2 separate regions of the Homo sapiens genome follow, and region 1 is linked to region 2. The links are chromatin contacts, found by Hi-C or POLR2A ChIA-PET in ENCODE. All regions are on one chromosome and are shown on one strand. The core of a region is the stretch at or near the end of the contact, and the rest is flanking DNA. Distances in the headings are between cores, read along the strand shown.

Region 1 (7,007 bases), core at 485-2,984, 210 kb after region 2:
ATTTATTTATTTATTTTTATTTTATTATTTTATTTTTTTGAGACAGAGTTTCGCTATTATCGCCCAGGTTGGAGTGCAGTGGCGCGATCTCAGCTCACCGCAACCTCCGCCTCATGGGTTCAAGCGATTCTCCTGCCTCAGCCTCCCGAGTAGCTGGGACTACAGGTGCCTGTCACCACGCCCAGCTGATTTTTGTATTTTTAATAGAGATGGGGTTTCATTCTATTGGCCAGGCTGATCTCGAATTCCTGACCTTGTGATCCACCCGCCTCGGTCTCCCAAAGTGCTGGGATTACAGGCATCAGCCACTGCGCCCGGCCTGTTTTTTGTTTTTTTTTTTTTTTGAGACAGAGTTTTGCTCCTATTTCCCAGGTTGGAGTGCAGTGGCATGATCTCGACTCACTGCAACCTCCGCCTCCCAGGTTCAAGCGATTCTCCTGCCTCAGCTGCCGGAGTAGCTGGGATTACAGGCATGAGCTACCGTGCCCAGCCGAGGCAGAGCTGATTTTTAAAAAATCCATCTACTGAAATTTCCACCCACAGGTACTTTCCATTTCCGCACTGTTCCAGAAATACCTCTTGCGTCGTTGCTAGGCGCTAAGCAATCTCTTTTTCACCCTCACAGGCATCTTTGGAAATGACTGATATAGATCTGGTGTGGTCACCTTGTCCAGGCTTTCCCAAGATGAGCATCGAAAGTCCCATGTCCAGCCGGGTGCGGGGGCTCATGCCTGTAATCCCAGCACTCTGGGAGGCCGAGGAAGGTGGATCACCTGAGGTCAGGAGTTTGAGACCAGCCTGGCCAACATGGAGAAATCCCATCTCTACTAAAAATACAAAAGTTAGCCGGGCCTGGTGGCGGGTGCCTGTAATCCCAGGTACTCGGGAGGCTGAGGCAGGAGAATCACTTGAACCCGGGAGGTGGAGGTTGCATCAAGCCAAGATCGCACCACTACACTCCAGCCTGGGCGACAGAGCAAGACCCCATCTCAAAAAAAGAATAAAAGAAAGTCCCATGTCCCAGGAAACCCCTGGGACCCAGGCAAAGGGGGATAGTTGGTCACCCTAGACCGCCTCCCCCTCCTACATATGGGCAAACTGAGGCCCAGGGAAGGGAGGGACTAGCCTAAGCTCACCCAGTCAGAGGGGAATGTGTTCATGGCATGCGGCAGTTGAAAACCTATTGGCTTCATGGGGCTGTCCCAAACCCATCAAGAGAAACCAAGGAGTATGGAAAGGGGAAAGGACCTGGGCTTTTTTTTTTTTTTTTTTTTTTGAGGCGGAGTCTCACTCTGTCACTCAGGCTGGAGTGCAGTGGCACGATCTTGGCTCACTGCAATTTCCGCCTCCTGGGTTCAAGCAATTCTGCCTCAGCCTCCTGAGTAGCTGGGATTATAGCCATCCGCCACCATACCCAGCTAATTTTTGTATTTTTAGTGGAGACGGGGTTTCACCATGTTGGCCAGGCTGGTCTCAAACTCAAACTCCTGACCTCAAGTGATCCACCTGCCTCGGCCTCCCAGAATGCTGGGATTACAGGTGTGAGCCACTGCGCCTGGCCGTCATCTTGGTCTTTTGACAGTGAAGCAAACTAAGGCTTGGGGGGGCAGGCAGTCACTTGCCCAAGGCCATGCTAGAGTGAGTAGCAGAGCCAGAAGCTAGGCATGTGATGAGGTTTTGCCATGTTGCCCAGGCTGGTCTTGAACTCCTGAGCTCAAGTGATCTGCCTGCCTTGGCCTCCGAAAGTGCTGGGATTACGGGTGTGAGCCACCGCGCCCAGCCGGCATGTGACTTTTATAGCAGGGCACACACATACTGCAAACATGGGCATCTGCCCGTCAGAGCGTAACTCATGCAAACGCTAGGTCCCTACCCCCACTCCCCAACCTCGGTCCCTGGGATGATCCCAGAGGGCACAAGAAAGATCCTGGAAAGAATTCAGTCCCTGGGAGTTATTTTTAGATGCAGAGGTATCCATTTCTGCAAAACATGGGTGCCTCACCCGACCTGGCCTCTGCACAGGCCACCAGCTGCTCTGAGGGATTAACTCTCAGCCAGTTGTGTTTTAAATAGACCCTAGGAGAGGAGCTGAAGCATTTTACCTCATACCCTAGGACCTTGGTCAATGGTAAGACGTAGGACAACCTTGAGAGCAGGGAGAAGCTGCATTTTGGGCTCATAACTCCAGGGTGAGGTTAGAGGAGGGAAAAGCTCATTCCAGTCCTCATCAGGAGTTAGACAAAGAAGCAACGTTCTACTTTGTTTTTTAAAAAAAGAGATGTGGAGAGAAAAAAGTGGCTTGTTCAAGATCACATTGTTAGTTGGTGGGGATAGCGAGGAGAGGGGCAAGTGTATTGATTACTTACTCTAAAACAGGGATGTCCAATCTTTTGGCTTCCCTGGGCCATGTTTGATGAAGAATTATCTTGGGCCTCACATAAAATACACTCACACTAACGATAGCTGATGAGCTTAAAAAAAAATCACAAAAAAACCTCATTTTTTTTTTTTTTTTTTTTGAGGCAGAGTCTTGCTCTGTGGCCCAGGCTGGAGTGCAGTGGTGTGACCTTGGCTCACTGCAACCTCCACCTCCTGAATTCAAGTGATTCTCATGTCTCAGCTTCCCAAGTAGCTGAGATTACAGGCGCATGCCACCACGCCCGGCTACTTTTTGTATTTTTAGTAGAGATGGGGGTTTCACCATGTTGGCTAGGCTGGTCTCGAACTCCTGACCTCAAGTGATCCACCTGCCTTGGCCTCCCAAAGTGTTGAGATTACAGGTGTGAGCCACTGAGCCCGGCCATAAGTGTATCATTTTGCAGCCCAACCTTTTCACTCAGCAGTAAGCTTATGGGACTTGTCTTTGTTGATACATCTAAAACAGAGATTCTCAACCAGAAGGGATTCTGTTCCCAAAGGATAAATTTGGCAATATCTGGAGACATTCTTGGTTGTCACAGCTGTGTGGTGCCACTGTCATCTAGTGGGTGGAAGCCAGGGATGCTGCTTAACATGCTATAATGCACAGAATGCCCCCATAGCAAAAAATGATCTGATCCCAAATGTCAACAGAGCTGAGGTTGAAAAACCCTGATCAAGGTCTAGTTCACTTTTCTTTTTCTTTTTGTTTGTTTGTTTGTTTGTTTGTTTCTGAGATGGAGCCTCCCTCTGTCGCCCAGGCTGGAGTGCAGTGGCGCAATCTTGGCTCACTGCAACCTCCACCTCCCGGGTTCAAGCGATTCTCCTACCTCAGCCCCCTGAGTAGCTGGGATTACAGGCACCTGCCACCATGCCTGGCTAATTTTTGTATTTTTAGTAAAGACAGCGTTTCACCATGTCGGCCAGGCTGGTCTCAAACTCCTGACCTCAAGTGATCCGCCTGCCTTGGCCTCCCAAAGTGCTGGGTGAGCCACTGCACCCAGCCTGGTTCACTTTTAAATAGCTACTCTATGGCACTCCACATTTTGTGGCTTCCCACAGCTTTACTAAGAGACTGTTGATTTCACTTTTCTCCTGTTGCAACATTGTATCAGTGAAACATCTTCCTTCTCTAAGTCTTTGTTTATGGTGCTTGTTTCTTTGGGGTTAATAGCAAGGAGTGGAATTGCTGGGGTCCAGGGGATGCACAGCTTCATATTTCCCTGGTATTGCCAAGTTGCCTCTAACATGGTAATGCCCACTGATGCGCTCACCTGGATTTGTAGGAGAAACTCTGGCATTGATGATTATTTCCCCCTGTGAGGTTGACCAAGCTAAGAAGAACGTAATTCCTTTTACAGAGTAGAGTGCACTACACCTTTCTCAATTAATAAATGGAACAGAGAAGGTCATTGTTGTTACAATGTCACCAGAAATGCGCAGGCCTGCTGGTGGCTCACACCTGAAATCCCAGCACTTTGGGAGGCCAAGGCAGGAGGATCATTTGAAGCCAGGAGTTCAAGAGCAGCCTGGGCCACACAGTGAGATCCTATCTTTACAAAAAAAGAAAAAAAAAAAAGTATAAAAATTGGCCAGGCATGGTGGCACACGTCTGTACTCCTAGCTACTTGGAAGGCTCAAGCCCAGGAGTTTGAGGCTGCAGTGAGCTATGATTGCATCACTGCACTCCAGCCTGGGTGACAGAGCGAGATGCTGTCTCTTAAAAAAAGTGTCCAGGGCCAGGCGCTGTGGTTCATGCCTGTAATCCCAGCACTTTGGGAGGCCAAGGTGGGTGGATCACCTGAGGTCAGGAGTTCGAGACCAGTTTGGCCAACTTGGAGAAACCCCCTGTCTACTAAAACTACAAAACTTAGCTAGGCGTGGTGGCAGGTGCCTGTAATCCCAGCTACTTGGGAGGCTGAGGCAGGAGAATCACTTGAACCTAGGAGGAGGCGGAGATTGCAGTGAGCCGAGATCACACCACTGCACTCCAGCCTGGGCGACAGAGCAAAACTCTTGTCTCCAAAAAAAAAAAAAAAAAAAGTTGGGGGGATCCAACACAACCATGATGACTTTATGTTTGCTAGAATGTAAATTCCATGAGGGCAGGGACCTCACCTGTCTTGTTCATTATTGTAATACCAGGACCCAAGGCCGGGCGCCGTGGCTCACACCTATAATCCCAGCACTTTGGGAGGCTGAGGTGGGCAGATCACCTGAGGTCGGGAGTTTGAGACCAGCCTGACCAACATGGAGAAAACTTGTCTCTACTAAAAATACAAAATTAGCCGGGCGTGGTGGTCCATGCCTGTAATCCTAGCTAGTCGGGAGGCTGAGGCAGGAGGATTGCTTAAACCCAGGAGGCAGAGGTTGCAGTGAGCCAAGATCGCGCCATTGAACTCCAGCCTGCGCAACAAGAGCGAAACACCGTCTCAAACAAACAACAACAACAAAAAAAAACCAGGACCCAGAGGGATGCACATTTCCCATAAATTCATTCACAGTTATTTCTTGAACCCATACAATGTGTCCAACACAGCCCCCATTCAGTGGCAGAGAAGGCCTCCGTGGTTGCTGAACTCACGGAGGGATGAAGATCAAATCCACCCGTTGAATGTATCATTAGTATATACAGATTTCTTAATCTGTTGCAGATGCTATAATCTGTTGCAGTGGCAATAAACCAGTAGACCAGGTGGCTGATAAACAACAAATTTATTTCTCAGAGTTCTGGAGGCTGGAAGTCTGAGATCAGGGCACTAACATGGTCAAGTTCTAATGAGGGCCCTCTTCTGGCTTGCAGATGATCAACCTCTCCTTGTGTCCTCATATGGTAGACAGCAGAGAGCAGCAGGCTTTCTCATGACTCTTATTTGTTTATTTATTGAGATAGAGTCTTGCTCTGTCACCCAGGCTGGAGTGCAGTGCCTTGATCACGGCTCACTGCAGCCTCAACCTTCCAGGCTCAAGTGGTCCTCCCACCTCAGAAGTAGCTGGGAATACAGACACCTGCCATCACGCCCAGCTAATTTTTATTGTTGTTGTTGTTTTAGAGATGAGATTTCACTATGTTCCCAGGGCTGGTCTGGAACTCCTAGGCTCAAGAGATCCTCTGGCCTCAGCCTCCCAAAGTGCTGGGATTACAGGTGTGAGTCACCACGCCTGGCCTCTCTTGACTATTTTTTTTTTTTTTTTTTTTTAGAGACAGAGTCTCACTCTGTCGCCCAGGCTGGAGTGCAATGGTGCAATCTCAGCTCACTGCAACCTCTGCCTCCCGGGTTGAAGCGATTCTCCTACCTCTGCCTCCCTAGTAGCTGGGACTACAGGCGCCTCCCGCAACGCCCAGCTAATTTTTGTATTTCTAGTAGAGACAGGGTTTCACCATATTGGCCAGGCTGGTCTCGAACTCCTGACCTTGTCATCTGCCCGCCTCAGCCTCCCAAAGTGCTGGGATGACAGGCGTGAGCCACCATTTATAAAGGCTCTAACCCCGTTCGTGAGGGGTCTACCCTGGTGACATAATCACCTCCCAAAGGCCCGACCTCCTAATGCTATCACAAGCGGGGAGGGGTAGGATTTCAACATACGAATTTTGGAGAGACAGAAACATTCTGTCCACAACAGACACTCTTTCTCTTCCCTGCTAAAAATAGACAAAACTGATTATTTCTTTTGCTTAGTCTTTTGATTTGACTAATAAGAGATCACATTTTGGCCGGGCGCGGTGGCTCACACCTGTAATCCCAGCACTTTGTGAGGCCGAGGCAGGCGGATCACGAGGTCAGGAGATTGAGACCATCTTGGCTAACACAGTGAAACCCCGTCTCTACTAAAATTACAAAAAATTGGGCGTGCTGGCGGGTGCCTGTAGTCCCAGCTACTAGGGAGGCTGAGGCAGGAGAATGGCATGAACCTGTGAGGCGGAGCTTGCAGTGATCTGAGATTGCGCCACTGCACTCCAGCCTGCGGGACAGAGCGAGACTCCATCTCAAACAAAAAAAGAGAGAGATTACATTTTGTGACCTTGTTATCTCATGTCAATACTGACTGTAGTTTTCATTTCATTAGAATAAGTTGTATTAGGGGAATCGTTGGTTTTGGCTCTGGTCATGTAATGTACAGAGTAGCTGTACCTTACAACTTGATCATAAAGTTGTTCTCTGCAAAACGAAACTAGTTGGGAAAGACAGAATCAATATGATGAAAGAAGTGGTCATACCAGGAGACACAAGTTCTAACTCCAAGGTGTGGCCTTAGAAGATTACGAAGATACAACATAAGGATAGAACTATTTATAAAGATTATAAAGGCTTTACATGAGTAATACAAGATGCAAGGATTTAGTGAATAGACATTAATACTGTACCCCGAGTGTTGCATTTTCATGACCTTTTTTTTTTTTTTTTTTTTTGAGAGGTAGTCTCGCTGTTGTTGGCCTGGGCTGGAGGGCAATGGCACGATCTCAGCTCACTGCAACCTCTGCCTCCTAGGTTCCAGCAATTCTCTTGACTCAGCCTCCCGAGTAGCTGAGATTAAAGGCGCCCACCACCACGCCTGGCTAATTTTTGTATTTTTAGTAGAGATGAGGT
Region 2 (6,966 bases), core at 249-2,748:
ATGGAGAAACCCCATCTCTACAAAAAATACAAAAATTGGCAGGGTGTGGTGGCATACACGTGTGGTCCCAGCTACTCGGAGGGCTGAGGCTGGAAAATCACTTGAACCCAAGAGGCAAAGGTTGCGGTGAGCTGAGATCGCGCCACTGCACTCCAGCCTGGGTCACAGAGTGAGACTCTGTCTCAAAAAAAAGAAAGAAAGAAAGAAAGAAAAGCCAGTTTTCTACAGATTGGCGTAATGACAGAGGCACACTTGTTGATGTCACTTACACAAGAGGAAAGCCCTTTCCTCACCCTCTGATGAGCGGAGGTGAGGAGGTAGCAGGGCCCCAGCCCTGGTGGTGCCCTGACTGCTGTCACCGGCCAGTGGGCTCGAGCAGGCGGCTCTGGGCCCTGTGCCTGTTTCTTCACCCAAGAGACAAAACGTTCCCTTCTGTCAACTACCCTCAAAGACAGCTGGAGAGACAGACTGCGCTCCTGGCTGCTGTTCCAAGTACCCAGCCTCCAATCAACAGATATCACCAGCCTACTATGTGCCAGGAGCCCAGATTTCAGGGGCTGGGAACCCAGCAGGGAGCAGGAAAGACAGAGCTCCTCGACCCTCCCGGAGCCCATGGTGTGGCAATCATAGGACAAAATGGTGGCTTTGGAGCCCATGGTCTGATTCAGACGCCTGTTCTCCATGGGGGTCTGACCAGTTGTTTTACCTCTCTCCCTCTCAGTTTCCTCATCTAGAAACAAGCACAGGGACAATGGCACCATTGTTGGTCCCACAACATTCCCTCACTCCTGCATCAGACCTGTGCCCCAAATCTCTCCCCAGGGCCCAGAGCTGCCTGCCTGGGCCCACTCACTGGTGAGGGCAGTCAGGGTACCACCAGGGCTGGGGTCCCGTTGCCACCTGTTCTGGGAGACCAGGTTACCAGAATCAGGGAAGTGGGGGGGAGGGCATGGTGGCTCACACCTGTAATCCCAGCACTTTGGGGGGCCAAGGTGGGTGGATCACTAGAGGCCAGGAGTTCGAGACCAGCCTGGCCAACATGGTGAAACCCTGTCTCTACTAAAAATACAAAAATACAAAAAAATTAGCCAGGCTTGGTGGTGTGCACCTGTAATCCCAGCTACTTGGGAGGCTGAGGCAGAATTGCTTGAGCCCAGATGGCGGAAGCTGCAGTGAGCCAAGATCATGCCATTACACTCCAGCCTGGGTGACAAAGCGGGACTCCACCTCAAGAAAAAATAAAGTAAAACAAAGAATCAGGGAAGTGGGACTCTGAGAAGGCAGAGAGGGGGCCAGGAAGCTGTGAAGATGGTGGTGGGAGACAGGGCCTGTGCAAAGGGTGGGGGCAGGACACTGGTCCACGCAGTGTACAGCCAGTCAGAGAGGCTGCACCCAGCTGCTTCCTCCAGGCCTGTTGGAACAGAGGAGGGAAAAGACAAAAGGAGGCACAGGCGCCCTCTTCCTCCTGTCCTTTATTCCCAGCCCAGTGGAGGTGATTCATCCCACCGCTGTGGGTGCCACCTGACTTCCACGAGTGTGTCACACTATGTCCTAATTTTCTGTGTGCCTGGGTGCCCAGCTGCAGTTGAGCTGACCTGGAGGGTGGGGCTCGGTTTTATTTATCTTGGTCCCAAGACAGCACACAGTAGCTCAGCAGACAGAATCTCATGGTGCCCCAGCCCCAGAGCTGGTCTTCTTTTTGACTGTACCTAAATGTGGGGTCTCACGTGGCTTGGAGGGTTTCCTGCAAAGTGATGGGTTTTGACTCAACTGACACAGCCACAGCCCACCAGGCTCTGCCCACCAGGCACTCCCACTGCTGCTGTCCTGGCTCCCTGAAGGTGGCCTCAACCTGACGGTTGCAGACACTATGCCTGCTTCTTCCCCCTGCTTCCTCTCCCACCTAGACCCTCACCTGTCCAAACAGCTACCCCACATATTCCTTTCACCCCCAGCCCTTTCTACTCTTCCTGAAACAACCTCAGGCCAGGTTCCTCTTGATCACTTCATGCCCATATCACAGAGACTGTCTCGGAGCTAGAACCCAGCTCCAAGCACTCCCTGTGTAAGCAGCCAGATCATCTAAAGGTGTCACTCCTCAAGAACCTGCCATAGCTCCCTACTGCCTCTCATAATGTGGCCCATGCTACTCTTCCCTCAACAGATGATTGTTGAGCACCTGAGTGCCAGCTGCAGCCTGGCAAACAAGGATGAATAAAACAGGCACAGTCTCTGCCCTTGTGGACCTAGTCTAGGTGGTTGGGGAAGACAGACCATCAATCAACCCCGCAAAGAGAAAATTATAAACGGCTAAATGGAAAAGGTGTCCATCTCCACCAGTGGTAACAGAGATGCTGGGCCAGTTTGTCAGGAAAGGCTTCCCTGAGGAAGTGATGCCCCAGCTGATATGAAAAGGTGTAGGGATTCACCAGAGGATGAAGGGTTTGGAAAGAGCATTCCAGAGAGAGGGAATAGCAGATGCAAACGCCTTGAGGCAAGATGAAGGATCGCCTGCGCAGATGACAGAAAGAGGGGCCAGGGGGCCACAGAGCAGAGGGAATGAGGACTGCAGGCCTGGGAAACACGGGGAGCAGGTGTGCTGTCAGCTGCCGGTAGCAGCGCCTGATCCAGCCTGGCTGGTGTGCCCAAGAGGAGGAGAAGTGACTTTATGTCAGCCTGACCTGCAGGCAGTCAGTAAACAGATTCTGTTATCAGGTCTACATTCCACACCACAGGCAGTGCAGATGGAAATCCGAGACAAATGTCTGTGGTCATCTGTGACCTTTACTTTCACCCCAAAGCTTGTAGTATCAAGAGCTGGGACTCCTATGAAGGGAAAAGCCCAAAGAAGCTTTAAGAGCTAATGGTCTGCACTCCATGCAGGAGCAAACTTCAGGGCCACCACTCTGACCAGCGGTAAAACCCAGTCCAGCGCGAAGGACAGTGGGCAGGTCTCAGCTCCTCAGCCCCCACCAGCCACTGGCCACTCTCTCGGCAAGCAGACATCCTGTCAGTTCGGCCGATTTGTAGCCCAGACACAAACTCTCACGTCTTATTTACCAAAAGACCTTCCTCCTCTCATCCCTGAGCTGCCTAAATTAAAGGAAGGACATGAACCCCAAAGTCCCAGCCGCATGTTTTGGCCCTTTGACCTAGACCTGCAGCCTCTCAGCTCTGGCTCAGTCCTCTTTGCCTCCGTGTGAAAGGCTATTCCCCATGGCCTAGACCAGGGGTGTCCAATCTTTTGGCTTCCCTGGGCCACACTAGAATTGTCTTGGGCCACACATAAAATACACTAACACTAACACTAACACTAACACTAACACTAACACTAATGATAGCTGATGAGCTTTAAAAAATTCACGGGTGGGCATGGTGGCTCACGCCTGTAATCCCAGCACTTTGGGAGGCCAAGGCGGGCAGATCACAAGGTCAGATCGAGACCATCCTGCCTAACCAGTGAAACCCCGTCTCTACTAAAAATACAAAAAATTAGCCAGGTGTGGTGGCGGGTGCCTGTAGTCCCAGCTACGCAGGAGGCTGAGGCAGTAGAATGGCATGAACCCAGGAGGCGGAGCTTGCAGTGAGCCGAAATTGCACCACTGCACTCCAGCCTGGGCAACAGAGCGAGACTTAGTCTCAAAAAAAAAAAAAAAATTCACAAGAAAACCTCATAATGTTTTAGGAAAGTTTACAAATTTGTGTTGGGCTGCATTCAAAGCCATCCTGGGCCACATGCAGCCATGGGTTGGACAAGCTTGGCCTACACCAAACACGCCCTCTCCTCCATACAACCATGTCCAACACCCAAATGGAAGCCAGTCATCTGCCCCTCCTGCAGCTTGGACCACCCGTGACCTGAGCCTCTGCTGTGGGCCGGGCCTGGACAACTCAATTCTGCATGGGCCAGGAGCACTGATTACCACTCTGGCAGGGAAACCTTTGGATTCTCCTAAAGACAACTGGCTGGGAGTGGTGGCTCACACCTGTAATCTCAGCGCTTTGGAGGCAGAGGCAGGAGGATCACTTGAGGTCAGGAGTTCGAAACCAGCCTGGGCAACATAGCAAGATCCTGTCTCTACAAAAAAATTAAAAATTAGCCAGGTGTGGTGTTGCATGCCTGTAGTCTCAGTTCCTTGAGAGGCTGAGGTGGGAGGCTCACTTGAGGCCAAGAGTCGAGGCTGCAATGAGCTTTGATTGCACCACTGTACTCCAGCGTAGGCAATAGAGCAAGAGCCTGTCTCTAAAGGAAAAAGGAAGACAATAAGCAGGCCTTTCCATGTCCCTCTCTACCTTTTAATGAGATGAGATTAAAGTAATAAAATAAAAACTCAGACTACATGATATCTAATAACTAGGTATAAAAACAAATGAGGTTAGGAGATGTCATAAACTTAAAAACAAACAAACAAAAAAATAACTTTCCAAGACAAGAAACTATGGTGCAATGAAGAGGCCTGAACCTGTGTCAGAAAAGCCATGTCTGCCTGAGCTCACTGGGTACAAACTTGGGCAAGGGACGTAACAATCTCTGGCCTCACTTTATCTATTTTTTTTTTTTTTTTTTTTGAGACAGAGTCTTGCTCTGTCACCCAGGCTGGAGTACAGTGGTGCAATCTCGGCTCACTGCAACCTCCACCTCTCAGGTCCAAGCAATTCTCCTGCCTCAGCCTCCTGAGGAGCTGGGACTACAGGCATGTGCCACCACGCCTGGCTAATTTTTGTATTTTAGTAGAGACAGGGTTTCAGCATGTTGGCCAGGCTGGTCTTGAACTCTCGACCTCCAGTGATCTGCCCTTCCTGGCCTCCAGTGATCTGCCCCTCTTGCCCCTATACACTGAAGATAATACTGGCCAGAGTGACCGGGAGGATGAACCAGGCAATCTATGATGTTTTCTTTACTCAGTCCTTCCAGCCTGGTGGTGAGACCTTTCCTGACCTCCATCATCAGATCGGAACCTGCCCTGCTCTACTCATCTCACAGCATCAATCCCCACCGAATGCACTACACATTGGGCTCATTTCTTTATATCTGGGCCCCTCCCAACGATGTCAGCCCCGTGAGGCGGCACTGCCTTCAGATTCACTGTTCCATCCACTGCCCAGAAAGTGTCCAGCAAAAAGAAGATGCCAAATAAATACTCACTGAACGAACAGTGTGATCTACAAAAGGCAGGCATGAGGGCCAGGCGCGGTGCCTCCTGCCTGTAATCCCAGCACTTTGGGAGGCTGAGGCAGACAGATCACTTGAGGTCAGGAGTTCGAGACCAGCCTAGGCAACATAGTGAAACTCCATCTCTACTAAAAATACAAAAATTAGCTGGGTGTGGTAGTGGGCGCCTGTAATCCCAGCTACTCAGGAGGCTGAGACAGGAGAATCGCTTGAATCCAGGAGGCAGAGGTTGCAGTGAGCCAAGACAGCGCCATTGCACTCCATCCTGGGTGACAAGAGTGAAACTCTGTCTCAAAAAAAAAAAAAAAAGGAAAGCACTGAGAGCACATGCGTCACACGGCAGGGTCCTGACACTCTACTGTGACAAAGCAGGTCAAGCGAGTCCACAGTACCATTCTGCAGATGAGAAAACTAAGGTACAGAAAGTATTTGCAGGACTGAGGGCAGTGAAGGAATATCTGGGAATCCAAACAAACATCTAAGGACCTAAACATTGAAAAGCAGGCACCACTGCACCTGATGGTGCCTGCTTTTCTTTTCTTTTTTTTTTTTTTGAGACGTAGTGTCACTTTGTTGCCCAGGCTGGAGTGTGCAGTGGAGTGATCTTGGCTCACTGCAACCTCCGCCTCCTGGGTTCAAGTGATTCTCCTGCCTCAGGGTCCCGAGTGGCCGGGATTACAGGCGTCCGCCAGGACGCCAGGCTAATGTTTTGTATTTTTAGTAGAGATGAGGTTTCACCATGTTGGCCAGGCTGGTCTCAAACTCCTGACCTCAGGTGATCCACCTGCCTCAGCCTCCCAAAGTGCTAGGATTACAGGCGTCAGCCACTGCACCCGGCCTGGAAAGTTGTTTTAAAGTTCAGAATGGAGGTGGAGGGGTCTTGCCCAGGGAGAATCTATTTAGTCGAAAAAACAACAACAACAACAAAAACAAAAAAAAAACAGGCCAGTGCAGGTCAATAAGTGACAGTCAGGGAATTCTGGATCTTTCAGGAGTGGATTTTACTCTAAAACTTCGTTCTCATCAATTTAGACTGCATTGCCATTAGCATTCTACTAAGATAGACTAGCACTTATTTCAGAGGAAGAAAAGAAACAAGGGACAAGAGGACAAGTAAGTGTCCGAGCCACTCAGCATTCATTCCAGACACACTGGCCGGGTGCTGCTCTGGGAGAGGTGCCCAGCAGGCCATCTGGAACAGCAGGGCTCTGCGGCAGGAGGACGCAGGTGTGACCTCAGCTCTGCGCCCACCAACTATGAGACTTCAGCAAGTTACTCTATTTCTGTGGGTCTTGGTTTCCTCACTTGTAAAAGGGGAATAAAAGCCTCCTAGAATGGAGGCACCTACTGAAATACAGCAAAAGCTCCTGGATGAAGAACACATAACAAGGGGGAAAGGAGGAAGGTGTAGCTCTTTGGGCCCAGGGCAGTCTCTCCTCATCACTGAGCCCAGTTACCACGCGCTTCCTAGGTACAGCGGTCACAAAAGGGACCCACGGAAGGTACAAGGGAGAGAACTCTCATTCGGGTGGGGCTAAGGGAGGACAACACAGGGGAGGCCTCAAAGACCGTCCTTCAGGGCAGGCAGCATACGGCAGGAGCTCACAGTGATGTTCTAGCAACCGGAGCAACACAGCTAAGGATGCTGAGGCTAGAAAGTGTTGCCAAGAGCCAGAAGTGCAGGAAAGGGACCCAGCAAGGTTAGGTGGAGTCGATTCAGGGCTTACTAAGGTCATCAAAGCTGACTTTTTTTGAGACTGAGTCTCACCCTGTTGCCCAGGCTGGGGTGCAGT

Evidence for each region. A loop is a pair of places that touch in the nucleus more often than their neighbours do. ChIA-PET counts read pairs that join two places held with the same protein, here RNA polymerase II (POLR2A). Pooled maps may share reads with other maps.
Region 1: a pooled map of gastrocnemius medialis shows a loop between it and region 2 (2.6-fold over the local background). The contact joins two enhancer-like sites. A Hi-C loop is called at or near these places in 5 of 168 maps with a recorded cell type or tissue (B cell, CD4-positive, alpha-beta memory T cell, CD8-positive, alpha-beta T cell and 2 more), 3 of 37 single-sample maps with no recorded cell type and 17 of 50 pooled maps. POLR2A ChIA-PET finds 5 or more read pairs at or near these places in 4 of 52 experiments (BJ, HepG2, K562 and 1 more).

The regions. Positions count from the first base shown.
Region 1 is chr19:16,669,948-16,676,954 of GRCh38, forward strand. The region is part of intron 1 of TMEM38A (transmembrane protein 38A); the gene reads left to right. Among named protein-coding and RNA genes, the nearest start is that of TMEM38A, 12 kb to the left of the region's middle. Within about 2 kb of position 1,735, at least 4 of the 41 ENCODE cell types and tissues checked have a DNase peak (open chromatin) inside an H3K27ac peak, as active enhancers do; they include gastrocnemius medialis, where a contact is called at or near this core.
Region 2 is chr19:16,461,438-16,468,403 of GRCh38, forward strand. The region is part of intron 1 of EPS15L1 (epidermal growth factor receptor pathway substrate 15 like 1); the gene reads right to left. Among named protein-coding and RNA genes, the nearest start is that of EPS15L1, 7.0 kb to the right of the region's middle. RefSeq lists enhancers at 193-860, 861-1,528, 3,239-4,163. Within about 2 kb of position 1,499, at least 8 of the 41 ENCODE cell types and tissues checked have a DNase peak (open chromatin) inside an H3K27ac peak, as active enhancers do; they include gastrocnemius medialis, where a contact is called at or near this core.